Regions from separate parts of the Homo sapiens genome. Here all the other regions are linked to region 4. The links are chromatin loops, found by intact Hi-C in ENCODE. Cell type or tissue: mammary epithelial cell. All regions are shown on one strand. Each heading gives the region's core, and the rest is flanking DNA. Links, peaks and the distances in the headings are about the cores only. Region 1 has its middle 21 kb from the start of FMN1. Region 2 overlaps FMN1 (formin 1). Region 3 overlaps FMN1 (formin 1). Region 4 overlaps FMN1 (formin 1). Region 5 overlaps FMN1 (formin 1).

Evidence for each region. Hi-C counts contacts between places; a loop is a spot of excess contacts. Peaks named below come from ENCODE experiments on the same cell type or tissue, not always from the same donor. Only the 100,000 strongest peaks of a DNase experiment are listed, where the experiment ranks them.
Region 1: it touches region 4 in a loop (2.9-fold over the local background); 7 of 110 quality-filtered maps call a loop at or near these places.
Region 2: a loop joins it to region 4, with 9 times the contacts of the local background. A loop is called at or near these places in 55 of 110 quality-filtered maps.
Region 3: a loop joins it to region 4, with 4 times the contacts of the local background. A loop is called at or near these places in 2 of 110 quality-filtered maps.
Region 5: a loop joins it to region 4, with 20 times the contacts of the local background. A loop is called at or near these places in 6 of 110 quality-filtered maps.

What each region holds. Positions count from the first base shown.
Region 1 is chr15:33,213,036-33,219,240 of GRCh38, reverse strand. No RefSeq gene overlaps it. Among named protein-coding and RNA genes, the nearest start is that of FMN1, 21 kb to the right of the region's middle. In mammary epithelial cell, for the core only: a CTCF peak has its summit at 2,787 (motif pointing left); no DNase peak of the experiment used is centred there.
Region 2 is chr15:33,018,242-33,024,446 of GRCh38, reverse strand. The region is part of intron 6 of FMN1 (formin 1); the gene reads left to right. Among named protein-coding and RNA genes, the nearest start is that of FMN1, 170 kb to the left of the region's middle. In mammary epithelial cell, for the core only: a CTCF peak has its summit at 2,471 (motif pointing left); DNase peaks (open chromatin) are centred at 1,666 and 2,436; H3K27ac peaks cover 978 bases.
Region 3 is chr15:32,953,295-32,959,499 of GRCh38, reverse strand. All of the region lies in intron 9 of FMN1 (formin 1), which reads left to right. Among named protein-coding and RNA genes, the nearest start is that of GREM1-AS1, 240 kb to the right of the region's middle. In mammary epithelial cell, for the core only: a CTCF peak has its summit at 3,317 (motif pointing right); no DNase peak of the experiment used is centred there.
Region 4 is chr15:33,129,330-33,135,534 of GRCh38, reverse strand. The region is part of intron 4 of FMN1 (formin 1); the gene reads left to right. Among named protein-coding and RNA genes, the nearest start is that of FMN1, 62 kb to the left of the region's middle. In mammary epithelial cell, for the core only: a CTCF peak has its summit at 2,616 (motif pointing right); DNase peaks (open chromatin) are centred at 2,674 and 3,434; H3K27ac peaks cover 681 bases.
Region 5 is chr15:32,840,817-32,847,021 of GRCh38, reverse strand. The region is part of intron 17 of FMN1 (formin 1); the gene reads left to right. Among named protein-coding and RNA genes, the nearest start is that of GREM1-AS1, 130 kb to the right of the region's middle. In mammary epithelial cell, for the core only: a CTCF peak has its summit at 2,692 (motif pointing left); no DNase peak of the experiment used is centred there.

The DNA of each region.
Region 1 (6,205 bases), core at 579-5,578, 84 kb before region 4:
TTTAGTAGAGATGAGGTTTCACCATGTTGGCCAGGCTGGTCTTGAACTCCTGACCTCAAGTGATCTACCTGCCTTGGCCTCTAAAAGTGCTGGGATTACAGGCATGAGTCACTGCACCCAGCCGGGTGCATTCATATTTAGGATAGTTAAATTTATTGTTGAATTGAACCATTTATCATTATAAGATGGCCTTCTTTGTCTGTTTTTTTTTTTTTTTTTTTTTTTGAGATGGAGTCTTGCTCTGTCACCCAGGCTGGAGTGCAGTGGCACGATCTTGGCTCACTGCAAGCTCTGCCTCTTGGGTTCATGACATTCTCCTGCCTCAGCCTCCTGAGTAGCTGGGACTACAGGCACCTGCCACCACGGCCGGCTAATATTTTTGTATTTTTAGTAGAGACGGGGTTTCACTGTGTTAGCCAGGATGGCCTCAATCTCCTGACCTCGTGATCCGCCCGCCTTGGCCTCCCAAAGTGCTGGGATTACAGGCGTGAGCCACCGTGCCTGGCCTCTTTGTCTTTTTTTACTGTTGTTTGTTTAAAGTCTAATTTATCTGATACAAGAATAGCAAAGCTGGTCTTTTTTGTTTTCCATTTGCATAACAGATTCTTTTTTTCTATCCTTTTACTTTTAGACTTTGGGTGTCAATGCATGTGAGGCAAGTATCTTGAATGCAGCAGAAGTTTGGGTCTTATTTTTTTTTTAATCCAATTTGCCATTCTATGTCTTTTAAGTGGAGCATTTAGGCTATTTATATTCAAGGTTAATATTGACATGTGATGTTTTGTTCCTGTGATAGTGTTGTTAGCTAGTTGCTTTGTAGTCTCAATTGTGTAATTGCTTTATAGAATCAGTTAACTTTGTATTTACATGTGCTTTTATGGTAGCAAATATTATTCTTTTGTTTCCGTGTTTGGAACTCCTTTAAGCATTTTTTGTAGGTCCCGTCTGCTGGTGATAAATTCCCTTAGCATTTGCTTTTCTAAGAGACTTTATATCCCCTTCATTAAATGAAGTTTAGTTTGGCAGGATCAAATCTCAAATTATTCAAAATACTTCTATTTAATACATGATCTCTTTGTTTGAAGCCCTTAAGGCTGTTCTGTTCTGTACAGTAGCCAATAACAACATGTGGCTAGACCAAAATGAGAAGTGTAGTAGGTATAAAAGCATCAGATTTCAAAGACTTATTGTGATATAAAAGAATGTTAAATATCTCGCTAGGAATTTTCTTTTTAGTTTTGTTCTCCCATTGGGTCAAACACTAATAATTTTTCATTCACTATATGCTGAAGTGTTAATATTTGAGATATGTTAGGTTAAATAATATATACAATCAAAATTAACCTTACTTGTTTTTATTTTTCTGTTTATCTTTTTAATGCAGTTTCTAAGGAATTTAGAGCTACATATGAAGCTTATATTTCTTTTCTTTTTTTTTTTGAGAGACAGAGTCTTGCTCTTTTGCCCAGGCTGGAATGCAGTGGTGTGATCTTGGCTCACTGCAACCTCCGCCTCCCGGATTCAAGCGATTCTCCTGCCTCAGCTTCCCAAGTAGCTGGGACTACAGGTGTGTGCCACTACGCCCAGCTAATTTTTGTATTTTTAGTAGAGACCAGGTTTCACTATATGTTGGCCAGGCTGGTCTTGAACTCCTGACCTCAGATGATCCGCCCACCTCGGCCTCCCAAAGTGCTGGGATTACAGGCATGAGCCACTGTGCCTGGCCGTGTAGCTTATATTTCTGTTGGACACTGCTACCTTAAATCATGTAGGTAATCCACCTATTGGGTAAAACAGTACAATTCTGGACTTACGGAACTATTTTGTGCCTTTCTTCCCAGAGATAAAAGGATGATACTCAAAAATCTACAAACTTATAAGATTTGCCATCTTAACCATTTGAAAGTGTACAATTCAGTGGCATTAAGTACTTTCACAATGTTGTGCAACAATTACCACTATCCATTTCCAGAACTTTTTCATCTTTCCAAACTGAAACTCTGCACCCTTTAAACAATAATTCTTCATTCACCTGTCCACCTCATCTCTACCCAGTCCCTGATAACCACTATTCTATTATCGGTGTCTATGAATTTGAGTATTCTAGGTACCTCACATAAGTGGATTCATACCATATGTGTCCTTTTGAGTCTGGCTTATTTCACTTGGTGTAATGTTTTCAAAGTTCATGTTGTAGTATGGATCAAACTTTTATTCTTTTTTAAGACTAAATGCTATTTCATTGTATAGTTGCCACACTTTGTTTATTCATTCATCTGTAATGAATGGAATGTGTCACTTTGTACTTACTGTGTTGCTTGTAATTGTTTTATTTTTGATGAAAGGATTTAGATTTTACCTATCTCATATTCTTTTATGGTTTGTATTGGAAGGTTTATGGCATAGGACTCTCAATAGATTCTTTTTAGTGAGTTGTGATTCTCAAAGCTATTTACAAGTTGCACCATTTTTAGAAGATCCAGGAGCACCAATTCTCTGCCATAATGTCAATTGATTTTGACAAGGTCAAAGAAACTATGTTTGCAAATGATCTGGCACCAGGTCAAGCATGCAAGACAGTCCTATTGAAATATTGAATTCTCATAATAGAATTTAAGACTAGAAATCCATTGTTATTCTGCTATAATACTTATCTAGTGCCTCCTGCCTATAGTCTTGAGGTAAATAGACATGCTATGTAATTACCTGGCTTTAGTGAGTCTGTGAGTAGCAGGCTAGGAACTGGGAAGTAAAACTCTTTCCTCAGGCAATGTCTCTCTAGTGCCCTCTATTGACAAGGTTTAACAGTCAACCAGCTGTCTTCTTGTCTCTAAAGACAAGAATTTAGATGGTTTATTAAAGATTTAAAATATACATATACATATATATAGATATAGATATAGATATAGATATAGATATATATAGCTAAGATCTTCCCACACAGTGCCACACAGTGTGCTGTGCTGTGCTGTGCTGTGCTGTGTGCTTCGAGGGATTATAAGATTTAGGAGACACTGGCTCTCCCAACCAGCACTCACCCTTTTCCACCCTGCTCTCTCCAGACCTGGAGGTTGGCTTGTATGAAGTGGATAAACAGGGCCCCCTGCTGTCAGTTGAGTTTATCCATGGTGGAGCACAAACACCAGGTAAGAGGGAGGAAGGAGAGTGAGATCAGGGCATTTCTTCTCACGGCCGCTCCCTGCAAGGTTACCACTAGCTGGTTATGTCCCTCAACCTGGGTAGCTCAACCCAGTTCTGCTCCTCTACACCTTTAACCTTTCCCTCCCTTCATCCTTATGACTTAGGTGTGTGGAGAAGAAAGAGATCCACTGGACTGGGTAGTTAGGAGATCTTGGTTGAGTTTTTCCAGGGTGCTTCTGTGGTACAAAGTGTGGGAAGCCTGGTAGAGCAGTGAGTGGACAGTGAAGAGGTGGGGAGGAGTAATCTTGGCTGTGAAAAGGGAAGAATTGAGGAAAGAGTTCCAAAGGGAGTAGTCTGGAGAAAAGGTTTCTATTTTCAGGCTAGGAGTCTTGAGAATGTTTCTATGCTGAGGAGAATTCAAGCATAAGCTGAATGAAAATGAACAGGCAGAGAGTAGATCAAAAGCATGGGGTTGAGGGGGACATTTGATTTGAACAGCTTGGGTTCTTAAGGAAGGGGGTCCTGGTGGGGAAGGGGGACATAGATACACCTTTAAGGGCTGTGTGAATGGGAGTTGATGGAGTTATTTCCTGGGAATCTCGATGCTTTCTGTGAAATACAACACTGGAGCCAAGGAGTTAGAGAAGATAGTGAAGTTTAAGCATCTGAGATGAGTGAGAGGAAGAACTGCCCAAGGACAAGCAAAAGAAAATCATAAATGGTTTAAGGGCTCAGCTGAGTCTGGATATTGTGGATTTCAGTGACCACACATAACAGGACTACTCTCAACAGTGTAGGTGTGGAGAAGTTTCACTGGGATTGGATCATCTTTGTGGGTTTTACCTGGTGTTTGCAGGGGAAGCATATGGAGTTCAGGGTGCTGATAAGAGAACTGACAATGGGACCCAGACTTAGTAATGAAGGAAAGTATCATCAGTAGAGTATTGACAACTTTGGACAAGTGGAAGATAAGGGTCTCGCGAGGGCTTTGTGAGAATTAGTTGTGATGATCAGTGTATAAATTTTGATCAGGAACTGTGGAGGCGTTCCTGCAATTGTATCCTACTTAGAAGCTAACAAGTTAGCCTGCCACAGGATACCAGCAGAAGACATGAGACTTCTGGGGCAGAAACAAAGGACTTTATTACTTGCAGCCAGGGCTTCATGTTCATTTGCACTGGTTCTCTGTCTGCTAAGTCCTAAGGAGGCAACACGAGGCCTGTGATAGATGCTTGCACACACAGTGGGTTGAGTTACAGCAGAGGGACACTAAGCTTGAGGAGTCACTATTTTATGGTAAGTACTGCGTAGTCAGGACAAAAGCCTCCTTCTTCTCCAAGAGCAGCCACTACCTCATCCCTCAAGGTTACTTACTACAGACACAACCTTGAGAAAAGGCCTGGCTTGAGAGTGGTCAGAGCTCAGCATTCATAGCAAGAACATACAGGGATGCTCAGGGCCCATGGCAGATTCTCGCATCCAGTAAGCATAGTATCTGGCAGACAGTTGGTTTCTAACACATATTTGCCATAATTAATGTCATGATGATATTCACGATTATATTGAGTCCTCGTTCAAATTCAAGGGAGATATAGGAAGAAGCCACAGATCCACAGTCAGGAGTATACATATTTTACTAGTGATCAGAGTTTAATGTTAAGCTCCAGCAAAATGAAAACTACACAGTGGTTGATTTATTTGGAGATAAAAGGCAAAGAAAATAAGAACAGGAAGTCTTTGAGTAAATTTGTTATAGAAATTTACTCCTGTTGTTACTGTGTATGTATGAAACCTTAAAATAGAACACGGGATAAGAGGTCTAAAGTGAATCAGTGTAATCATATCTCTATAAACATAATGGATAAATGTGAGGTGCAGAGAAAGAAACATAAATGTGGCTGAGAAGGTTAATCTTACATCATATACCATTCGCCTAAAAATGGAAACAGGGACAACTGGATATAGAAAACTGGAAGAAATATCCGGAATGGGTCCGAAGTCAAGGGAATGAACTACATTATCTTCCCAGACAACTAAAGTAAGATATTTTATGACTTAATTTGAAGGTAAAAATAAAAATACATGAAAACCCAACTTCCAGCTCTTTTCCTTAGATTTTCTGTCCCACACAAAGATGACAGGAATCTTATACATACTATTCTTATAAGCTTGTTTTGTCTGTACTTCTTGTCCTTTACTCTCTAATGTCAAAATCTTTGTGAGATTGAGAAGGTATTTCCAGCCAGAGAAAAGGAGTTTGGCTTATAATTGAATATTTAATGAAACCATTATTCTTTATGTGCTCTGATATTAATCTTAATTGAGAGGCTATTTTCTCAGGCTCTCTGGATGAGAACACTGCTTCTGGAGGGTCCTAGGAAATGCCCCCCCCCTTTTTTTTTTTTGAGACAGAATCTCGCTCTGTCACCCAGGCTGGAGTGCAGTGGCACAATCTCTGCTCACTGCAACTTCCACCTCCGGGGTTCAAGCAATTCTTCTGCCTCAGCCTCCTGAGTAGCTGGGATTACAGGCATGCGCTGCCATGCCTGGCTAATTTTTGCATTTTTAGTAGAGATGGGGTTTTGCTATGTTGCCCAGGCTGGTCTGGAACTCCTGACCTCAGATGATCCGCCTGCCTCTGCCTTCCAAAGTGCTGGAATTACAGGTGTGAGCCACTGCACCCGGCTGCTTTTTTTTTTTTTTTTAACACAATAAGATTATTCCCCCTATATTGCCCACCCCATCCCAAAGAAATATTCAGTGTCTAAGCCCTAGTGCAATCCGTAATTACTGACCTACAGTTCCTGGGTTTTTGGTTTTTCTTTTTCTTTCTTTCTTTCTTTTTGAGACAGAGTTTCGCTCTTGTTGCCCAGACTAGAGTGCAATGGCGCAATCTCGGCTCACAGAAACCTCCACCTCCCGGGTTCAAGCGATTCTCCTGCCTCAGTCTCTCAAGTAGCTGGGATTACAGGCATGTGCCACCACGCCCAGCTAATTTTGTATTTTTAGTAGAAATGCGGTTTCACCATGTTGGTCAGGCTGATGTCGAACTCCTGACCTCAGG
Region 2 (6,205 bases), core at 385-5,384, 110 kb after region 4:
GTGAAACCCCGTCTCTACTAAAAATACAAAAAATTAGCCAGGCGTGGTGGCGGACGCCTGTAGTCCTGGCTACTCAGGACGCTGAGGCAGGAGAATGGCATGAACCCAGTAGGCGGAGCTTGCAGTGAGCCGAGATCACGTCACTGCACTCCAGCCTGGGCGACAGAGCGAGACTCCACATCTCAAAAAAAAAAAAAAAAAAAAAAAAAAAAAAAAAAAAAAATCTGATAGGTGTGAAATAGTATTCCCTGTAGTTTTAATTTGCGCTGTCCTGAGGACAAGTGAGATTGTGTCTTTTTGTATGTTTATATGTTTATTAGCCATTTGGAGTTTATCTTCCATAAATTTACTGTCCTTTTGTTCATTTTTCTAATGGTTGCTATCCTTTTTATTTATTTATAGGATTTCTTTATTCTGGATGCTAACATTTTATTGGTTATATGCTTTGCAAATGTCTTCTCCATTTATGTGGCTTATCAGTTTCTCCTGCCATCTTTCAACAGACACGATTCTGGTATATTTTAATATAGCTGAATCACTAAAAGTGATTCTTGTGAATGGTTTTGAAGTATGAATATTTTTCTTAAATGTGGCTTTAAAAAAATAGTCTATCCCTCCCCCACAAATTTCAATGCAACCTCAAATCACGTATTATGTTTCCATATGTTGCTTGGCTTTATTTATATGCTTCCTTTTGTACTCTATTTTTTGGTATTTTTTTCTATCACTGTGTCAATGCCAGGGTCTCTTCAGTATTTGCTCTTTCCTATTATCCTTTCTTGCACCATGCTGCACTTTCAATTAATTATTCAGTATCTTTTACTCACAAACTCCTTCCTTGACTGTACCTGAGTTTATTAAGCTTTTGCACCTTTTATTTCAATGTCTGTTGAGTATTTTGTTTCTAATATATCAGAATTTTACAATCACCTACTATTGTTTCTTGTCTCTTAGTGTGTTGCTACTATCATTATTGTTTATGATGATTATTATTCTTGCCTTTATTTTGGTAAGGATTCTAAACATTACTAAAATATTTTCATATGTTTAAGATTTAAATTTGCATTGGGTGATGTCATGTTTCAATTGTTGATTGTGTTATCTATCTCGATGCTTAGGTTTCTTCTTATGTTTTGAAAGTTTGGCTTGAAGGCTCGTGATCTATAGGATGATTTTTTTTTTAAGTTTCCCCCTCCCCTTCCCCTTTACCCTTATTTGTTTTGCAGTTGTCTTACCAGGTAAGACCCCCAGACTAAGTCGCTCTTATAATAGCGTATTGGGTTCACTAGCCTGAGGTGGTATGTGAATGTTGCAGATTTAGTCGGCTGGTGACAGGGATAGATGGATTTGAGGTTTGGTCTTTTTTTTCTTTTTTTTTTTTTTTTTTGGGTGGGGGAGGGGGATCAGGGTCTTGCTCTGTCACCCAGGCTGGAGTGCAGTGGTGCGATCATAGCTCACTTCCACCTAGAACTTCTGGCCTCAGGAGATCCTCCCACCCTCTGCCACCCAAAACACAGGGATTACAGGCTGGAGCCACTGTGCCCCAGCCAAGACCCCCAGGCAGCAGTTGACAACCTCTTCCAACTTCCCTTTCCCATCTGGGAACTACAGCTGTGTCTCAGTCCCTTTTTCTAGGCAACAAGTCTGGGCCTGGCTTCCTGCCCCACGTTAGTGCTGTCAGTCCCTGTTACTCTGCAGTAACTTGACTCCAGGATGTCCTGCCTGCCCTGCCTGCCAGAGGAACTGGGGCACAGCAGGCCAGAGCTTCAGGCCTGAAGTGCCACTTACTGGTTTGTCCCATTTCTATTTCTGAAATACGTAATTCTGCTTTGGTACTTGTCTGTGTCTTTTACTTGCTTTATGTTATAATTTTCATTGTTACATAGGCTTAGGAGGGAGCTAAAAAATGTGAACCTTTAACAACTGGAGGTCTGTTGGGACACTTTTAACTTTTTTAGTAACATCAGATTGGAAGTTCCTCTTATTTGTTCTGATATTTCTCAGCTAGTTACCATATCCATACTAGTCCACTTTTCAAATCAAGGAAAAGTGGTTGTTTCAGTTTGGCTCATCCTTGTCTCTCCCCAGCCTCCCCTCCATACCCAATCCTTCAAGTCTTGCTGTGGCACTTGATAGCAAACTTCGAGTTTCAGTATGAAGTACAATTGACCATCTGTATTCTCGGATTCTGCATTTGCAAATCCAACTAGCCTCAGATTGGAAACATTTGGGAAAAAAATACCAAAACATCATACAAATAAAAAAGATAAGTATTTACATAGCATTGACGTTGTATTAGGTATTTATTATAAGTAATCTAGAGGTGATTTAGTAGGATATGCATAGGTTATACACAAATGCTACACCATTTATATATAAGGACTCACGGATTTTAGTATCCTCAGGTCCTGGAACCAATCCCTCCCACCAAGGGATGACTTTATTGTGACTGCCACCTAGTGACAGGAGTTGGTTACTTTCAATTGTAGTTGAAATTTTATTCTAGTTAAGTGTGTGCCTTTTCTAGAAGATTTGTTTTGTGGCCATTATTTAACTGTTGTTGACTATGATTTTTAAAAACCACATAGGTAGAAAGGAGATTGTAAGTTTTAGGGACCATATATTCATGGAATTTTAAACTGCTTAGCACCTCTATTATGATAGAACATAAAACAAGGGTAACAGAAAAGAACAGGGTAGAAGGCAGGTTATCCCAGGATTGGCAGCTAGAATTGGACTTAATGACAGTTTTCTCCATGGTAAGGTGTCCATCAAATGGTCTCAGGCCTTGAATACATACCTTTTCAATACAGGTAAAAGTCAGAGATATAGCCACGAATTTCCTGACTTTTTGTACCTCTTTTATATCATCATCCCAGAACATAAAGACTCAATATCTGTCCTGAACTAATTTTTTGAGTATTAAACAATATAAGCCTATTCATGTCTCCCATTTTATCCTCTTTCCTTAAACCTTTTTCTCTGTGTGTGTGTGTGTGTATGCATAGAGAGAGAGAGAAGTTGGTGAGACTCCACCCCAGTTGCTGGAAGCATCCAAAATGCTATGAGTCTCTAAATTGTTAACTTGACTGAAAACTTACCAAGTGTATTCATCAGCTATTGCTGTAATAATGCTGTGTAACAAACCATGCTAAAATTCAGCAGCTTTCGGTAACAAGCATTTGTTAGCATAGGTGTAAAGGTCAACTAAGGTTCAGCTGAGCTGGTTTGGGCTTTTTCAGGCTGTTCTTGACTGCTGACTGTGGCTAGGGTTTAAGTCTGCACCATGTATCTTTCTCTGGGACCCAGGCTGAGTGAGTTGTAGCCACCCAGAATATGTTTTAATTACATGAAATAGCAGGAGTACCGGAGGCAAGTCAAACTATGCAATTAAATTTAAATCCCTCCTTACATCACGTCAGCTTATATTCCACTAGCCAAAACAAGTCATATGGCCAAGGCTTAAAGCCATAGGAAGTATTCTCCATTGCCCAAAAAGAAAGAGGTGAAAGCAGATTAAATATTTGTTAAAGTTCCAGTCGTTCACATTAACATATATAAAATGATCAAATGAAATACAATAAAGTCTTTTAAGAAAACACAGGCTTAAAGGGCTAATACTGGAATATAAATGCCAAAAGTTCTTAGATATTTCAAAGATGCACATCCTGAAAGCCTTTTAAGGTTGGAAATGTGTGCTGTTTCTTTTATATACACAATGCTTAGTTCAGTGCCTGGCACACGGAGACACTGAGCACATGCATGAAAGAGGCTAACTAAGCATAGTGTCTTTTTTTTTTTTTTTTTTGAGACGGAGTTTCGCTCTTGTCTCCCAGGCTGGAGTGCAATGGCGTGACCTCAACTCTCCACCTCCTGGGTTCAAGCAGTTCTCCTGCTTCAGCCTCCTGAGTAGCCAGGATTACAGGCACCTGCCACCACGCCCGGCTACTTTTTGTATTTTAGTAGAGACGGGGTTTCACCATGTTGGTCAGGCTGGTCTGGAGCTCTTGACCTCCAGTCATCCACCCACCTCGGCCTCCCCAAATGCTGGGATTACAGGCATGAGCCACCGCGCCTGGCCACATAGTCTTATAGTGACCGAATCTGGTGGGGGGGTTGGGGGGGTCGGTTTCCCAAGCAGTCAGTTCTGTAGTGGACACTAGCAGCTGGGTATTCCCCAATTCAATAGTGACACTGTTTACCTGGCGATAGTATTTGATACCACAAGTTGAGGGCTCCGTCCTGCAAGACTGCCCCCCTTTCGGATGCCAGTGACAAGTCTGAGCTTCCAGACCTTCTGACTGACCAACTTCAAGTAGGGGTTCTCACAACCCCCAGCCTCTTTAGATTTGGTTACTTTGCTGGAGTTGCTCACAGAGCTCAGGGAAACACATTTCCTGGTTTACTAGAAAGCATAGTGAGAGGTGACAGCATGCTGGCAGCCCTCGCTCGCTCTCGGTGCCTCCTCGGCCTTGGCGCCCATTCTGGCCACACTTGAGCCCTTCAGCCCACCACTGCACCCGTGGGAGCCCTTCTCTGGGCTGGCTGAGGCCGGAGCCGGCTCCCTCCGCTTGCGGGGAGGTGTGGAGGGAGAGGCACGGACGGGAACCAGGGCTGCACGCGGTGCTTGCGGGCCAGCTAGAGGTCCGAGTGGGCATGGGCTTGGCGGGCCCCGCACTCCGAGTGGCCTGCCGGCCCTGCCGCGGGCAGTGAGGGGCTTAGCACTCAGGCAAGCAGCTGCGGAGGGTGCGCCGGGTCTCCCAGCAGTGCTGGCCCACTGGTGCTGCGCTCGATTTGTCCCCGGGGCTTAGCTGCCTCCTTGCAGGGCAGGGCTCGGGACCTCCAGCTCGCCATGCCTGAGTTTCGCACCGCCCCGGGCTTCTGCGCTGCCAGAGCCTCCCCGACAAGCGCCGCCCCCTACTCCAGGGCGCCCGGTCCCATCGACCGCCCAAGGGCTGAGGAGTCGCACGGCGTGGGACTGGCAGGCAGCTCCACCTGCGGCCCCGGTGCAGGATCCACTGGGTGAAGCCAGCTGGGCTCCTGAGTCTGGTGGGGTCTTGGAGAATCTTTATGTCTGGCTAAGGGATTGTGAATGCACCAATTGGCACTCTGTATCTAGCTCAAGGTTTGTAAATGCACCAATCAGCACTCTGTGTCCCGCTCAGGGTTTGTAAATACACCAATGGACACTCTGTATCTAGCTAATCTAGTGGGGAGGTGGAGAACTTTTGTGTCTAGCTCAGGGATTGTGAATGCACCAATCAGCACCCTGTCAAAACAGACCAATCAGCTCTCTGTAAAACAGACCAATCAGCTCTCTGTAAAATGGACCAATGAGCAGGATGTGGGTGGGGCCAGGTAAGAGAATAAAAGCAGGCTGCCGGAGCCAGCAGTGGTAACCCGCTCAGGTCCTCTTCCGCATGGTGGAAGCTTTGTTCTTTAACTCTGCAATAAATCTTGCTGCTGCTCACTCCTTTGGGCCCACATTGTCTTTATGAGCTGTAACACTCACCAGGAAGGTCTGCAGCTTCACTCCTGAGCCAGTGAGACTACGAACCCACCGGAGGATCGAACAACTCCAGACGTGCTGCCTTAAGAGCTGTAACACTCAACCGCGAAGGTATGCAGATTCACTGAAGCCAGCGAGACCACCAGCCCACCAGAAGGGAGAAACTCCGAACACATCCGAACATCAGAGGGAACAAACTCCGGACACGCCACCTTTAAGAACCGTAACAGTCATGGCAAGGGTCCGCAGCTTCATTCTTGAAGTCAGTGAGACCAAGAACACACCAATTCCGGACACAATGGTACAAAGGATACAGATGAAGAGATGCATAGGACAAGGTACGGGGGAAGGGCCGTAGAGCTTACATTTCTTCTTGGGCGCACCACCCTCTGGGAACCTTTTCGTGTTCAGCTGTCCAGAAGGTTTCTGAACCCAGTCCTCTTGGGTTCTCACGGAAGCTCTATTATGTACGCATGGGTGATGAAATCATTGGCCATTGGTGAGCGACTCAACCTTCAGCTCCTCTGCCCTCCCCATAGGTTGGGAGGTGGAACTGAAAGTCCCAACCCTCTAATCATGTCTTGGTCTTTCAGGTGTCCTGCCCCCATCCTGAAGCTACCTAAAGGCTTCCAGTTATTGGTCGATCATTAAGATTAAAAAAAAGACATCACTTTGGAAAGTGTAAGGATTTTAGAA
Region 3 (6,205 bases), core at 762-5,761, 180 kb after region 4:
TTTTCAGTGAGCTTTGTGTCCTACCTTAGAGCTGAGGTTTTAAGTTTTAAAGAAAATAGCAAGCTGAATTGATGCCAGAAAACTCCAAACCTGCCTCCTATAATCTTTGCTCCATGCCTGTGGCCAGATTTCCAACATCAAGATGGATCCCTTGGTCTCTTCTGAGAGTCAGATGTTTGTTTTCTTTCCTCTTGAAAATGAAAGTGGTTTTAGAGGTGGTGAGCAGCTGAGGAGTTTCAGCATTGAAGGCCAACTCCTTCAGCTGGATCATGGAATGGTTCCCATATGAGAAGACCAGGAGGATACTTGCCAGATAGGTCTTTTTATAATGACTGAACAAGAGAAAGTGCTGGGTACATTACTGGATTTCAAAATCCAGAATTCTGAATCTTGGCTATAGGGCTTCAGCCAGCATTGAAACGTGAATATGAATGTCTTTTTTTTTTTTTTTTTTTTGAGACAGTGTTTCACTGTTGTCGCCCAGGCTGGAGTGCAATGGTGTGATCTCGGCTCACTGCAACCCCCACCACCCAGGTTCAAGCCGATTGTCCTGCCTCAGCCTCCCAAGTAGCTACGATTACAGGCACCCACCATCACGCCCAGCTAATTTTTATATTTTTAGTAGAGACGGGCTTTCACCACATTGTCCAGGCCAGTCTCAAACTCCTGACCTCAGGTGATCCACCTGCCTTGGCCTCCCAAAGTGCTGGGATTACAGGCGTGAGCCACTGCACCCAGCCATGAATATCCCTTAAATAGAGCTGGTCTTCATCCCTCAGCACATTTCACGTTTGTATTTCAGAAGTAATGGACAGAATGATCAAGAGTCTGTGGAACTCAGATACTAATTTCTAGCTTCAACTACTAAAATAGTATTTAAATTTCATATCACTGGCACTTGTTTAAGCATGTATGTATGTATGTATGTATGTATGTATGTATGTATGTATATCTTCTCAAACTAGGCAGGGATCCTGTTCTGTAATATCATGTAGTCTAGGAATTAGAAGAAATCTTACCCATCATCTTATTTCTCTCATATGGCACATAAGAAACTAAGACCGAGAAAGATAAAGTGACTTGTAGGGGTTTGTACACTTTTAACTGGGAAGACATTGATGATGATGAACACTTGTTCATCAGCATGTGTCTGCATTTCCCCTTTATTTAAATGGTAACTTGCCACCTTGGTGATAGTATCAACTTTTATTCGGGTGATTTATTTGAAGTTTATGAATGAGAGTAGCCATTATTAAAAACATCAACAAAATATAGCCACACTTCTGCATATCCAAAGTATTTCCTACATTGTGTAATTATCCATGGTTTTCTTCAGAGTCTTCCAATAGGAAGCCAAATCTTTGAGTAAAAAGATGTGCTTTCTATGTAACTCCAGCAAAAGGCATATATAGATTTGGAGCTGGTGTTTTTCTTTGACCTTATCAATTCCATTTAAAATATTAGCTATAATAAAATAAATTTATTACTAATTATTACAAATTTATATTGCATACTTAGATAGGTGCCATTCTCATTTGTGATACTAGACCACTCTGCCACGACAAACATGGCAGTAACCAAATTAAGAACCAGAGCTCAAGATACCAGCTGTCAATGGAACCACCACCACTTGCTACTATCTCTTATTTTTTTCTTTCGTAACATTCAGAAAAAGTCATTTAACCTTCTCACACTGATTTCTTCTCTACGAAATTGGGAATAACACCCCCTTAATATGGTTATTATAAGTATAATATGAAATTATAAGAGTACGTTAAGTATTCTTTGCATTAATCTCTTAGTTTATGAACTAATGTGAAAGCTTTGGAAAGAAATTCTTAAACATCTTTGATTCCCAAGGTTTTTAAGGTCTTAAAGCATTAATGTGTCAATTCCTAAAACTATTTGCAAATGGGAATCTCTAGATTATTCTTGTTTGTTGATATTCATGGAAGTATCCCACAACTTCCGTTAGTGATACATTCGGACATCTAGTAGTACATATCGTGTTTGTATAGTCTCTTTTCACTGAAAGATAAAGAGTTTCCCCTGTCAATATGTCATATTTACACTGTCTCTAAGTGACATTTGTTCCTGAGCAAGGTAGGTCAGCACCTTGACAAGGAGCCAGAAATCCACCTTCATTGTCTGTGATTCTTTCTCCTGGTTCCTGTAAAAAAAAAAAAAAAAAAAAAAAAAAAGAACTGCTCTGATAAACTTTCCAATTGTGTTTTAAACTTGCCCAACGACATTCTGAAAATCAGCATGATCTGCCAATATTCCTCCTTTTTTGAGATGCCATGATCTGACTAAATTATAAATCATCTCTGTTTGTTTCCTCTTCTGTAAGATATGTAAAAGGATTCCTCTCTCCCCGTCTCCCTCTCTGTCTCTGTCTTTTTAATAGATATTTCTTAAGAATTAATGAGATAATGGCTATTCCCCAAACACTTTGGGGGAAGGGGGTTGTGATGGTTCAGCAGATACTAGTCTGTTGAAATTTTGTGGTGCCAAAAGCCTTCAGCATTGATTGTAATTTGGTCACTTTGGCAAGGATCATAGCTGTAATTCTCAAATCCCAGACTTTATGTCTCAGTTTATTGGGGAGGGGAGAAGGGTGGAAGAAGAACATTGTTTGGAAGCCTGAACATAAATTTATAGGGTTTTCATAACCTATTGCTTTCCAAGTTTATATTATTTCAGCTTTGGTGTACAAAGATAATTTCTCTGGGCTCCCTCGGTGTAAGGAATGTGCGTTAGTTTTTTTATATGAGGGTGGTGATAGGTTTGTCTACCCCTTTACGTTTTTCACGTGTTGACAACTGAGCAATGGGGTTAGGGATTATCATCTATAGAAGTGAGTGAAATAACTTGCCCATGTGTTGATTGTACTAATATATGACCTGGGGGCCTAAACTAGCGCTCTGTCCCGATTTCTTGAGTGATATCTGGAATGATCAGGGCTTTCCTGTTCTTCAGTTTAAGGACTCCTGACTGGCCGCATTTACTGAAAGGAAACAGGAGCTCCATGACAGGCACCAGTTTACAAAAATTCCACCTTGTAAATTTTATTTGGAAATGAGACAGCCCCAGAAGTTGTACGTTTATTTTATTTGCTTATTTTTTTAAAAAAAAAAAAGAGTGGTTAGGACTTGTCAAATATGAATATCAATGATTCTTTCAGAATGCTGCATCTGAGTATTATTCTTGGAGTTCAACCATGTTTCTCTTGTTGGCTGTTCAACAGTAACTTGATCTGGATTTGTGTCTCCAGCCAGCTGCATTTAGGATGCTCTTTTCCTACCCCACACCACAAGAGGGCACCTTAGAATGCTGAGATACAAAGATAAAAGTTGCATGGATCCTAGAACCCCCAGAACAGGAACCTGGAAGAGAGTAACTGCCCCCAGCTCTCTCTTTAGTCTTCTCATATCTCTATTGTGGACCATGAGGCCAAATTTCACAGCAAATTACCCACACAGAGTATTGGGAGTCAATTGCATATTAGAAAGACTTGAAGGTATTAGCAGAAAAAAAATCATTAGTAGCCATGGTTCCAGTGCTTAGAATGAATGATTGCAGTATAAAAATATATGGAATATTAGAGTTAGCGTCTTTGGGACTGATTCTGGAATTCCTTTCTCACCACACACACAGACACGTGCGCGCACGCACACACACACACACACGCACACGCACACACATCTTTAAAATCTTCCATATCGGAAGAGAGTGAAAAGCAAAAGTTTATTTGAATATAGATTTGGGGTTATCTGTTTGGAAAACACAAAAAAGTACAGGATATGCTATGAGAGAACCATTCTAAATATTTATGCTTTAAAAAATATTTATCTTCTCGTTGAGGGAAGTTTTGAAGTCTCGCCTATATTTTCCCAAATCTCATTCATTTATCCTCAATCCAGGCCATTTTCTGAGATTCTGTTACGGGGTTGGAGCTAGACAACAGGATGAGGCTGAGCGCCTGTGCTTGGGACCTTGATGGTGATAGTGAGTCCTCTGGCCTTCAGTTCCAAGCTAGAAGTATGTGAAGATGTAACAAGAATAGGGAAAGATCATATATGTATACTTCGGTTGCAAGTCCAGGTCACATGGATGCTTTTGAAGGTGAACTTGTAAGTGCTTTGCAAAATACACACATCTCCCATGTATGTGATAGTCAGAACAGCCCCTGCACATGCCCTCACAGGCACATGCTTAATATGAACAGAGAAGTCTCAATGACCTTGGATTTATTTGATGTCATTCAAGTGGAGATTAAAAAATAAAGATATCACTAGTAGTGCCACTGCTAAATGAGGAATTTTGGTTAAGTGCCTGTCATATATTAACTAATTTGATCAAAAACCCAGTGAGACGGTTCCTATTATTGTTCCTGTTTTATACATGAGAAAACTGGAGTTTAGAGGGGTTGGGCAACTTGCGTAGTACCACATAGTTCTAAAGAGCAAAGGAATGTTTCCAGCAACAACCCCACAGCTTATTTTTTTGTTTGTTTTGAGACAAAAAGTCTCACTCTGTTGCCTAGTCACTGCAACCTCCACCTCTCAGGTTCATCAAGCAATTCTCATGCCTCAGCCTCCAGAGTAGCTGGGACTACAGGCACACCTACCATGCCTGGCTAATTTTTGTATTTTTAGTAGAGATGGGGTTTCACCATGTTGGCCAGGCTAGTCTCCAACTACTGACCTCAAGTGATCCGCCCACCTTGACCTCCCAAAGTGCTGGGATTACAGGCGTGAGCCTCCGTGCCCAGCCTTGTGTTGTTAATTACTTGATAAATGGGCATTCGTCTGCATTTAACTGCAAGTTCTGACTTTAAATTCACTTGGCCAAGACTGAATTTTATTTTTTGGTCATTGTATAGTGAAAAAAGTGCCCAGCTTTGGTGTCAGTAAACATAATTTCTAATTCTGACTCTGACCCTAACCAAATATCGAATCCCGAACAAGTCCTTTAAATTCTCCGATCTCAGGTTTCTCATCTGTCAAAAGATAAACTTTAATTATATGAATTCCAAGGATCTGGTCATGACTTCTTTGCAGATGAAGACACTCAAGATCTGCCAACTTTCATTTTATTTTTAGAAGGCAGATAGATGAGGGTATTACACATTGAGCAATATCTTAGCGCTCAGATCCAGGCCTAATCAGATGGATAGAGCTGTCTCAAACCATCAGTAGCATATTGTATGAGCCATAGGTACATGGGGGTTCAGGAAATAATTGTTCTGATTTTAATAATCCCCCAAATGTAAGGTATATATATTGGAGAGTTATTTTTAAACAAACCAAGTTTTTTATGTAGTGGGGGTATTGAAGTACTGGAAATATGATAGAGAAAACTGCAGTGGAAATTAGCAGCCAGAGATCTCGTCTTGAAGGTAACTATTAGTTGTTGTAGTTGTTGTATGTCCAGTCATGTAACCCCTCTGACCTTAACTTCTATACCTAACATGGCATCTGGAGTGAAAATTTGCAAATATGCTTTCCAGATGCAAAATCTCAGAACTTAGCTGAATGTGGATACGTTCCCACATACATTTTTAAACTGAGTGTGTGTAAGATTGAAACAGTGAATTTAGATTTTTACCTAGTCAATGAGCGGCATGGGATATACTGCAAACCAGACTCAAACCACAATGTTCCCACCTTCCGGTATACAGTATTCTCTCTTTGCAGTTGTCCTTACATAACAGAAATGCATTTGGCGGCAGCAGCCAGTGGTGGAACTGGCCAGCCCCCGTTGTGCTGGGGTGGCCCTCCACCATTTTTTCCTCCGTCTCCTAGCAGAGTTTCCACGGTCGAGAGGCCTGGAGCTCAGGTTACACCAGACAAAACTGTCCACTTACTTCCTAGGATAGTCTGGCTGGACCCCAGTGCTATGGCCACACTTCCAATTTTTGATAAAATACTTTTGACCCAGAGCTTCATTTCATTTAGACCTGACCTGATTTCCCTCCAGCTGAGGCTAATTTGCATGGCTGTAAACACGGACCTTACAAAGCTCACCAACTGTGATAAAAGCAAAGGAAACCTGAGACCATTGGAAATTCAAAAATCTGCCTTCTGTATCCCAGCCTGACTCTGAGTTATGCCTCAGCCCAGGAGGCTTCCTGTGTGCAGCAGCTAAAAAAATGTTATTCTGATTGATCTGATTAGGGCAGCAAGGTTAGCCATGGTCAATT
Region 4 (6,205 bases), core at 468-5,467:
CTGAAAGGGATCTTTCCTACTTGATGCCAGCGAGAAGCAGTGCCAGGGAAGACAGACTGACAGAGCAGACATTCTCCTCCCTAACTGGGTTATTCTGTGCTGTGCTGTGCAGTGGCTTATCTTATTTTGAGATCTTCCTGCTGTTGTCCAGTTTGTACCAACATTGCAAAATCAATATTCTCTTTATTTCTAAGGGCACATTTTTACAAAACAGGACTTCAGAAAAAGGGTGAGATGATAAAGACTCTCAAAAGGTTACACTGGCCTTTTGAAAAAATAATTTATGTAGAGAACCTTCTAGCGCAAGATCCTCAAATAGTTGTATATTTAACATCTAAAGTGCAAGTCAAACATTTTGTGTGAATTTTGACACTTAAAAAACATTCCTTGGGAGACCAAAAAAAGCGGGGCTTTGGAAGATAATATGAAGGGAGAAACTCAAAAAGCAAAATATTTCCCATGTATAGGCTACCTTTATTTTAGCTGTGAAACATTGTAACTCAAAATGTTTTCCTACTTATTTATTTATTTTTGAGACGGAGTCTCACTCTGTCACCCAGGCTGGAGTGCAGTGGCACGATCTTGGCTCACTGCAACCTCCACCTTCCAGGTTCAAGCGATTCTCCTGCTTCAGCCTCTTGAGTAGCTGGGATTACAGGCATAAGCCACCACGCCTGGCTAAATTTTGTACTTTTAGTAGAGATGGGGTTTTGCCATGTTCGCCAGGCTGGTCTTGAACATCTGACCTCAGGTAATCTGCCCACCTTGGCCTCCCAAAGTGCTGGGATTATAGGCGTGAGCCACCGCACCTGGCCTTCCATTTTTAAATTTTTCAGAAAAAGTGAGATAGCTGAATGTCAGAGAGCTTAAGCAACTTGTAGGATCATAGTTCTTTTCTTTCTTCTCCTTTCGGTGCTCTCCACTTGACTTTGTGGCCCACAGCCCAAACGTTGGTTGTGAGGCTACCCCAATCGACTACTGTTTCCCCTAATGTCTAGCGGATCTAGAACTCCCATAGTGCAGCAGCCAGGTGCAAGGTGAGGTGATGAGGCAGCTAGAGAACTTGTTTTGAAACTGCATTTACATGCCAAACACACACTTTTTATTTAGATGGTTGTTCACTGGGTAATTTGGGGTGAGGTGAGGTGGAACTGTTACCTCAGCATCCTCCCCCACAACTGCCTCCTGAGACATCCCTGGGCCATCCAGTGGCATCCTTGCCACAGTTTTGTCTCTTTATTTAATTGTTATGTTATTTTCTATAATCCCACTTAAAATTGTAAATTGGCTGGGTGTAGTGGCTCACACTTGTAATCCCAGCTCTTTAAGAGGCCGAGACAGGAAGATCACTTGAGCCCAGGAGTTTGAGACCAGCCCGACCAGCATGGCAAAACCCTATCTCTACAGAAAATACAAAAAATTAGCTGGGCATGTGTTGTGTGCCTGTAGTCCCAGCTACTTGGGAGACTGAGGTGGGAGATCACCTGAGGGAGTTCAAGGCTGCAGTGAGCGATGACTGTGCCACTGCACTCCAGCCTGGGAGAGTGAGACCTTTCCTCAAAATAAATAAATAAAAAATAAAATGAGATGTAGAATTAATTATCTAATTTTGTAATTTATTAGGTCTACTTATCATTTTATAGATGGCTGGCATGGCTTATAAAAGCTTTGTGGTTTGATCTTAGTATCCTGGACTAATGTTTCATCTATAGCACAGGTTGGAAGTCGGCACACCTAATTGTGCTTTTCTGAACTCTGAGCAAATAGTTTGATATATTTGCCCTTAGTTACATTTATTATAAAACGGGTAGAAACGTTAATGTTCCTTCCATTGTCCCAAAGATGTATCAACATGCCCCTGTGGCTTTAGGATCCTTTGAAGAAAGCATTCATACTTACAGTTATCATTAGCCACAATTACAGAAACTGTGGGGTTGAGAAGGTCATCTAGCCTCATCTCTATTTCTAAGCCAGAGTTCCAGAGAGTGACTTTCCTTAGGTCAAGTAGCTAATGGGCACCAGAGCCAGAATTAGGAAACAGGTCTCTAGCACTCCAGTTAATGCTCTTTCTTCTACAGTTTCTATGGCCCTGTTCGTACTCTTTGGCCCAGCCATTTACAGAGAACCATAGATCTGTGTTCATATTGTGAGAGGTTCCTTAGAGACCAGAAGACTGATCTCTGAGAAGCTCAGGGACTGTGTCTTGCTCAGAGTCGCAGAGGCTGTAGGTGCTGGAACTGGGACTAGAGACCAAGTCCCTGACTCCCAGCGCACTGTTCTTTCAACCACACACTCTCCTTCTTTGTTGATGGCTGTGCCTTGGGAGGGTTCTAACTCATAACCTAAAGATCCCCATGAACTCAGTTGCATAATCCCCTCTTCCTTGTGAGTTAACTGTTGAGGGACACACAGTTCTATGTAGTGATGGTGCCTGATGTGGGAGGCAAAGAGATGCAGTGCTTGGCCCCCTATCCCTGTTATAAGTCTGTGACTTGGGGCACTTCTGTAGGCCTGGGTTTTACAAAGCGAGGGCAGTTAATTAGGCATTCCTTTCTGTTCCAGAATTCTGTGGTCCTTTCCCAGGCATGTATGTTTCTTCATGTTTTGTCCAGTAGAGGGGGGTGTGTGCTCACAGACTAACAACCCCTCTGGACTTCTCCAGGTTGGATTATTGTGGAGACATCTTGAAGATGTGGTCAAAGAGGTACAGGTCCAGGCAGGCATGTGCATGGGAGGAGCTAGAGACAGTGATGGAAGAGTTCAAGTGGCTGTGCTGTCTGAAATTACAAAAGGAAATTAAAGGTGTTCCTAGGAAACAAATCACCAAGGCCCCCGAAGTTCTTTTAGGTTTATGTCTCACCAAGAAGAATAATAGGCTGGAAAGCTGCAGGTTTGGATGTTCCTGTTGCAATTCTTCCCTCCGCTCTTAGGTGTGGTGAGTATCCTGGGTATAATACATGCATATAATATTAATACTGCAAACGACCTGGCACTTTTCTGTGACTTACAGAGCTCTAAATCAGCTCTGGTCTGAGGCTCCTTTTCCAAATGACATGATGTGGGCTACATTGGAAAGAAATATAGTATTCCTTACAGGAGCCAGTTGCACACAGGCAGCTTCTTTATGCCTGAAGCCTACGTGCTGAGTTCTGAGAAAGACTAGCTGATTCTTTCATCTTGAAAGTGATAGACTACAGTAGTACAAGAGAGCGGGAATGAGAAGTGTGGTTATAGAGAAGCTGAAGCTGTTGAGTAGTTTTGGAGAAGTGCTGATTTATTGAAAATATTCAGCTGCTTATATTTGGTATTATTAGAATTGAGACAAGCATATTACAGCCAGGAAAGAAGGAAGAGGGGGAAGGGGAGACAAGCTGAGGACTTAGAGAGTGAGTAATGGGAATAAAGAAAGGAGGGAAAAGAAAATTCTTGACTTTCTTCCAAGCCAGCTGTGGAAGATGTTATTTTAGATCCTTTGCCTAACTGGTCTGAATGATTGCCCCAGGTGGAAAGGAAGGCAAAGGTCATTTCGGGGCACTTCCTGGGACTTGACTGCCTTTATCTTGTTCTTGTTCTCTCCTTCTTGTAGAGAGGGTCAAAGCAGGTGTGGAAAAATAATGATCCGTGCTATTCAGACTAGTATCTTTCTTTGGGGATCTTAAAATGCTTTTATCACATCTACTTAAACAGCATTTAATAGCATGGTAGAGATGTTTCACTCACTTGAGGCTGCATTGCCCTCAGAGGCCACTTACCTAGTAAGTGTTGACTACACCTTTGTACTGCACTTTTCCAGGGCTCAGACCTCCCCTCCCCATCAGTTTCCTGATGGCCTATCCTCATGGCTGCTCGGGCTGGTTGCTTTGAGGAGGTGGCCTACAGTGATATTATCTCTCTGCATGAAACTCACAGTGGGGTAGTTGTATTTTTGAAGGATATTTCCTGCAGCAAGCACTTGGTGTTGCATATTATTACGTTCACAGTTTGTGAGAGATCATGAAGAATATGCAGTGGTCTGGGCCACACTGACACACAGTGAGAAAGTATATCAATGACTAGTTATGATTAGAGATCGTTTTCAACACTTGTTTCCATCTTCAGCTGACATTTACTTGTTCAGAAAGAGAGCCATAAAAGTCAATAAAAATAATAACCATGCACATCTGCACATCCTGATTTTAATACAGCTTTTTTTTTTTTTTTTTTTTTGAGATGGAGTCTCACTCTGTCACCCAGGCTGGAGTGCAGTGGAGCGATCTCAGCTCACTGCAGCCTCTGCCTCCTGGGTTCAAGTGATTCTTCCGCCTCAGCCTCCCGAGTAGCTGGGATTACAGGTGTCCACCACCACACCTAGCTAATTTTTTGTATTTGTATTTTTTGTAATTTTTTGTATTTGGCCAGGCTGGTCTCAAATTCCTGACCTCAGGTGATCCACCTGCCTCGGCCCCCCAAAGTGCTGGGATTACAGGCATGAGCCACCGCACCCGGCCTAATACAGCTTTTTACAGTTTACAGTGCTCTTTCATAGACATTATTCTATCTGATTCTCCTACCAACTCTATGACAACCATCACAAGTATTGTTTGCTCTACAGATGTAGAAACTGAAGCCTAGAATTGAAGTAACCTTGGCTAAAGAAACACAGCTAGTAAGAAATAGAACCAAATCTCCCATCTAGTTTTTCTCAGTACAAGTTTTAAAAATTATAACAGCCCAAAAATAAAATAAATAAAATTAAATCAAAACATCTTAATAGACAAGCAAATGTAAGTGTTTTGACTCTGAAACGAATACAGACTCTAATAATATTCAGTGTGGTATTACATACATACTGGAGACTCAAATTATTTTTAAAACTAATACATAAAAACTGCTCCAAACCCTAAAACTCTGAAATTATCACTTAATGATTTGGGCTTTTGAAAATGCATATACCTATTAACAAAATTGCCTTATATCACAGCATTTTCTTGTCATCAAAATTGCTTAAAATTAATTTTAATGTTTGCACATACTCCAGTGGATGAAATCACCTTAATTTTTTAAACCTCCTTATCTCATTCTTAGGTTGCTGATCTTTGCTATAATAAACTACAGTGCAGCCCACAACTTGTCTCAATCTCTGTTGATATTTCTACATTGTTTCATAAAACTGATTCTTAACCTTAAGCATTTGAAAAATTGTCTATATATTTAGTTTTGAAGTGTGTATATTTATGTATATACATGTAGGGCAATATTTTGAGTTCTGTACAGTCTTCTGAACACAACGAATTTCTCCTCAATGACATAAATAGTTATAATAAATAATGAAAATAGAAAGAAAATGCTAGCAGGGCAATCTTAACTGGCATAAGAGGAAGGTTTTCTGAATTTGCAGGAACTTGGATCAAGAATGAAAAAATAGGCTGGGTGCTGTGGCTCATGCCTATAATCCCAGTACTTTGGAAGGCCAAGGCAGGTGGATCACGAGGTCAGGTGGATCACGAGGTGGATCACCAAGGCAGGTGGATCACGATGGATGAGACCATCCTGGCCAACATGGTGAAACCCCGTCTCTACTAAAGTACAAAAAAAATTGGCTGGGCATGTTGGCGTGTGCCTGTAGTCCCAGCTACTTGGGAGGCTGAGGTAGGGGAATGGCTTGAACCTGGGAGGTGGAGGTTGCAGTGAGCCGAGATTGTGCCACTGCACTCCAGCCTGGGCGACAGAACGAGACTCTGTCTCAAAAAAAAAAAAAAAAAAAAAAATTGCTAGTCAACTCTTTTCTGGTCAGAGGTGTGAGCCATGGAGGCAGTCTGGTTATCTTACAAAATGTCTCAGACTTGGAGTAAAGCCCTGGGTCCATATCTTGGCTCTGCCAGTGATCAGCTGTGTGACCTGAGCCACCCTCAGATTCAGTCTCCTCATCTGTAGGATTGGGGTGACACCCACGACAGTGGATGGTTGTGAGACTCATAAGGTCATGCTTATGGAGGTGTCTGGGATGGCATGCATGCCAGGAAGTGGGCATCAGCATATACCAGTTTAACCTGTCAGTTGAAAGGTATGTTAGAAATAGAAGTATTTCAACTTACCCATGTGCAGGTACTGAGAAAGCTCTCAAAGATACCCAGATTTCAACAGTGTTTTGGTAATCTTACCACGGTTATTTATACACATTGCTACACCAGCCTCAGATTTATTTCAGCTCAGTTAAGTTTAGTGA
Region 5 (6,205 bases), core at 413-5,412, 290 kb after region 4:
ATGTCCCCAGGTAGAAGTAGAGGATGGAGCCAAGTCAGTCAGGCTCTTTCTTTCTATGTATAGCCCCTTGTGAATTCACCCTTTTCACATTTCATTAGTTTGTTTTGGAAAAACTAGGAGGACATGAACTCATCCTTTTTTATGGTTGCATAGTATTCCATGGTATATATGTACCACATTTTCTTTATCCAGTCTATCATCAATGGGCATTTGGGTTGGTTCCAAGTCTTTGCTATCGTAAATAGTGCTGCAATAAACATACGTGTGCATGCATCTCTATAGCAGAATGATTTATAATCCTTTGGGTATATACCAGTAATGGGATTGCTGGGTCAAATGGCATTTATGGTTCTAGATCCTTGAGGAATCGCCACACTGTCTTCCACAATGGTTGAACTAATTTACATTCCCACCAACAGTGTAAAAGCATTCCTGTTTCTCTGCAGCCTCACCAGCATCTATTGTTTCTTGACTTTTTAATCGCCATTCTGACTGGTGGGAGATGGTATCTCATTGTGGTTTTGATTTGCATTTCTCTAATGATCAGTGATGTTGAACTTTTTTTCATGTTTGTTGGCCGCATAAATGTCTTGAGAAGTGTTTGTTCATCTCCTTTGCCCACTTTTTGATGGGGTTGTTTCTTGTAAATTTAAGTTCCTTATAGATTCTGGATACTAGGCCTTTGTCATATGGGTAGATTGCAAAAATTTTCTCCCATTCTGTAGGTTGCCTGTTCACTCTGATGCTAGTTTCTTTTGTTGTGCAGAAGCTGTTTAGTTTAATTAGATTAAGCAATACTTTTTTCTACATACATACAACTTTTATTATTTTAGTAAGAATACTTAGCATGAATTCTACCCTCTTTAACAAATTCTTAAGTGTGCAATACAGTCTTATTAACGATAGGCACAATAAAATGTTGTGTTTTTAAGTGATCTGAATGTAGTGAGAGAGCTTTGTGCTTGAAGTCAGAAGACCTAGGTTTGAACACTGGGTTCACCACTTAACCTTTCTATGTGATTTTGCAAAGGATTTTAAGTTCTTGGGGCCTTTTTTTTTTTCTTGTCTGTAAAATGGGAATAGTAATATCTAGTACACAGTGTCATTATGAAGATGAAATTAGATAACATACATGGGAAACCACCATATAAACTATAAAGCTTTAATAAATACAATGTGTTACATTTAAGGCATTCTTATTGTCCCACTTTGACCCTCTGTGAGAAACACCAATATACTGAAAATTTCCTTCCTGAATTGTTAGTTCTGGTGTGTGTGTTGGGGGGTGATTGGGGAGCATGCTATACTTGACTTCAACAGGTGCATAGCACTTCATTTAATTTTGCAGCAATCCTTTGAAACTGATTTTTTTCATTCCTAACTTTCCAGATAAGAAAACTGAGTCTGAGGGTCTTGGTAACTTACTCAGGGTCAGGGTGAGCTCAATCCCAGCGTTGTTACTGTGCCATCCTACTAACTTAGAGAACCACTTGGTTTCTTTTGAGTCCCAGGACCCTAGGGGTAAATAGAAATAAGCATATTTGTTTCATCATCTAAAGGAGAAAAGTATCAGAATAGTAGATTTGCCTTAACCTTGGGTAACAGCTTAACCTCAAAGATTCCTTTTCTGAGGTCTTAATAGAGGTCCTCTTTTACCTTTCCCAACAATAACAACAAAGTTTCCATTGTAATTAGTAAAGAATTGCAGTGACAAGTATTTAAGTATTTTATGGAATCAGTATTGAGCTCTGCATCTTGCATAATGGTTGTTCTCATGATAAATTGCCTCACGTAATTATTGGCCTAGCCACCACTTTCTCTTTGGATTCTTGACAACTATGGCAAGGTTTTCATCAGTGATTGATCAAAGATGCTATCACAAGACTTCTCTTTGATTTATACAGTTATTGTCTTCTTCATAATGAAAGAGCTTAACACCTGTATTGCCTTCTGGGAGTTATTGTGCATAATACATGTTATATAATACATAGTTTCGCAGACAATGTCCAATTCTGGAAAGATCTTTTCATTCCTTCAAATAATACGGGTATGTTTCTTCTGCTGAGTTCATTTGGCCTTAAATGAGTTGTGGCAGCTCTAGTAGGAACGCAGGACTAATGTATGTGGAGCAGTTAGCTCAGAACCTGGCACTATGTATATCAGCCGCTGCTGTTGTTACGTGATTTTGTCAAATCTTATCAGATGCTTCAGACAGTGGGTCTCAGAAAGTTAATCACAGAAATTTTACTTACCCAATGGTGCGAATAGCAGTGGTTCCAAGTTCAAGTGGCAAATAATTATTTACTACAGAGGACGGCCATAATTTTAGAAGGAAAGTTATGTGCATCTTTTTCATCTCTTCTAAAAATAAGCCAGAAGCAATGAATATAAGCTGGATTTCTGTTAAGACCAGACACTTTATTTTTGTTATATGTATAATTTGAAGATAGTCATGTGTATAATTAGAATAAAAGGTAAGTAGAATTAGCATAAGTTTAAAAGGTACCAGATATGCATGGAACTTTTATAAGGGATTATATTTTTCACAATTAAAATATTTTACATATTTTAAAGTATAATTATTTCTATAATTACATCTTGATGATATAAGGGATGTACATAATTCCATTTAAGAGGGCAGGTCTGATAGATCACACTTCATGGCTACCAAAATCAACAATATTACCACCTAGTGGCTGCTGAATTGAACTGCAAACACATGATCCTTGGGATCCACAAAGACCCTGTCTCAATAGCTAAAAATGATGGAAAAAGATAGTGAACGCCACTATAATTAACAACTTTAATGGGCCTTGATAACTGTTAATCACTGTAACACCCCAGCTCTGCTTTCAAACAGATTGGGAGAATAATGAGAATTTGCTTTTCCATTTATTGAGAAACTGAGCCTTGAAAAAGTCGTGAGCTGAGGCTAGAGAATGTGATTATTTAATTCCTTAATCCTTTTATTAATCTTCTGAATTGAGAAGTAGATCTACCTTTCCCTCCCAGTTTTTTTATTTAAATTTTGATTTATTTATAACATTTTTCAGTGAAAATTAAAAATGTGTATTTGAGTAGATCAGAACTGTTTTAAACAGAGATAAACTGGTCTTCTCGTTAAGGAAATATGCGATGTTAGTTAGTTCATGTGCTTTTATAAATTTAGCAAAACCTGAGTGCTCAACATTTAGAAGTGAAGTGCCAGTCCTGATAGCTCATCCTTACTCCATCTCAGAGTCAGGCATTGAGACCTTTGCTATTTACTACTTCCCCTTTCATCTTAGCATCCACCAACTTGTTGACATTCAAATTATTCATTGAAATAACCAAACCGTCTGCCCACTGAGCTCATTGCACCATCCCATTTCCTTGCTGAAATAAATAAAATGTGGCGTGAGTAATTGTAATATAGTAATTCTAGGGGAGCATAATATATTCAAGTAAGTAATGTAGAAAGCCACTAAAAAGTCTATTTGAAATTGCTCTTCTTCCCAGGAGGGCACTGTTCTCTCTTTAATATATTCTCTTTGGCTTCACGATTCTAGGATTAAGCCTAATTGCTAACATAATATATGTGCGTGATCGTTGCTTTCTTTAACTTAAGCTTCCTCTGGCATTGGTTTCTAGTTTGTAGTCATGACTGTGGCATTAATTGTAATTGGTCTGAGCTTCATGTGAAATAGGTTCCAGCGTGTTGACAGCAATTAATGGAGCTCCATAGTCCTGGGTAAGATTCAAGGGGTGGGTTTTGCATCTCTTTCAAATTGTTTTCTCATTGTTTCTGTTGTAGTCTCCTGGGAGACTATAATAAACAGGCTGGCTTTAGAATTGCACAAATCTGAGTTCAAATCTCTCCCCTACCTTTCTTTCTTTTTTTTTTTTTCTCTTTTTGAGACAGAGTTTCGCTCTTGTTGCCCAGGCTAGAGTGCAATGGTGTGATCTCGGCTCACCACAACCTCTGCTTCCTGAGTTCAAGCGATTCTCCTGGCTCAGCCTCCCAAGTAGCTGGGATTACAGGCATGTGCCACCATGCCCGGCTAATTTCTTGTATTTTTAGTAGAGACAGGGTTTCTCCATGTTGGCCAGGATGGCCCCGATCTCCCGACCTCAGGTGATCTGCCCGCCTTGGCCTCCCAAAGTGTTAGGATTACAGGTGTGAGCCACCATGCCTGGCCCTCTCCCCTACCTTTCTGAGCTTGGGAAGCTTACTTCCTCAAAAAAAAAAAAAAAAGCTGAGGTTCCCTCATCTCAAAGACAGAGGTAGTAATACCACCACCATAAGGTTATTGTGCCCATCAAACTTGCTAAAAAATGTCAGCCGTTTGACTATGGGTCTTTCTTTCATACTAGTACAGATAAACTTTTTCAAACTTTTACGTATTATTAGTTTAGGGCTTTCTGTGTTCTAGGCACTGTGCTGCATGTTATGAATACAATGATGAGCAAAAGGAACACAGTCTTTGCCTCTGGAACTTATATTTGCCAGTGGATATTTTATAATTATAGCCGATTGGTAATAGGAATCCACAGTGCATAACCAACCATCTCAAAACTTAGTAGGCTACAACAATGTATGCCTATCTCTCACAGTTTAATGAGTTGATTAGACTTAACTGGCTAGTTCTTGCTTCAGGTCTCCTGTGAAGTTGGAGTTAGATTATGGCTGGAATTGAAATCATCTGTAGGCTGCAGAGCCTCGGCTCGGGTGGATGGAGGGTGGGGCTTGGCTGGGCATCTCTGAGAGCCCGTGCAGTCACTCCACATGGCTTGCGCTTTCTCATAGCATGGTGGTCTCGCAGTAGTTAGCCTTCTTACATAGTTACTGGCTTTTTCCTGAGCAAATGTTCCAAGGAAAAGAAATTAGAAATTTCCTATCCTCTCAAACACTGGGAATGAAACATCACGTCACTGTTGTTCAGAGAAGTCACAGTCCAGTCCAGTTTTAAGGGAGTGAATAGACGCCACCGTTCAACTAGAGAACAGCACAAACATGCAGGGAAGGAAAGAGCTGATGATGGACATCTTGGAGACAAGCTACCACGGTGTCCTAATTGATCGTTCCTCAGATTTGTGTCTCTCGATATCTGGACTCTTAACTAGTGGGCTTTTTTACTTGACTTAGTCCATCAAGATTTATAAAACTGACCATTTGTGCTTGCCCTAGGAAAATGGATTGTATAATCTTTAAGTGTGAGATAAATAGCAAAATACATATCTGTTCTGGTTCTCGTAACTCCTTCAGGATGGATGGTATTTCCAGGAAACAGGATTTTCTCATTCTCCTGAATCACTCTCTGTGTTACTACACAGAAGGAAATATACAGCTTCATAAATACTAGCCTCACGAACCCAGTTCCACAAAGCGATTCACATGTTACATGCCTACTGAAACACACAAGAACCATCACATCAGCCAGAATATATTTCCTAGGACTTTAATATAAAGTCCCATTTGCTGCAGTTTTCTACTCCGCTTCTTCTGAGATGGAGTGATGGAATGTGTAGAAATAGTTAAAAGCCATTTCTAAATCAACATTGAAAATATTTTTTTCAATTAGTTTATCTACCAATGTTATGTTCCCAAAAATATAGATAAGAAACCAGAATCTGGAATTTATATTAAAGTTCATGAGTTTTGATTACATGTTCCAGGTGGATCAATCTGAAATACAAGCCTTACTTTAAAATAATGGAATGATTCCCTTGGATATATGAGACTTCTTCTCCAGGGACACACTACATATACTCTGAGATTAAAACACTGTGTGTTTTGTCTCTCTATATTTCTCAAACATATTAAATGGACAATATCCAAGAGGCATCTAAGAAGGAATAAGCTAGAAAAGTAGCCTGTATTGTTTCCCACGAACTGTGATGATCCAACCCAAGATCAATGAGCTGTCAGAAAAAGTGGGGGAGAAGTTCCAAGCAAAAATATCTAAAGTAATAGCCAAGGGGATAAAGAAAACCACTGGCTGGATAAACGGTGATAAATGCTGGTGGTTTGTTTGTTTTTAAATTTTGTTTCTGTCTGTAAGTCCCTCTTTCTGTGTAATACAAACTCTTGTACTGTGTGACACTCCTGTGTCTATCTTTCAAAGACTGGGGAGGGTGGAATGAGCAATTATCTGTTCTTCTTTAAACAACGATTCTCCCACTGTTTAGAATTTAAACAGTGTGTGCACATTTTCTTTTCGGTATT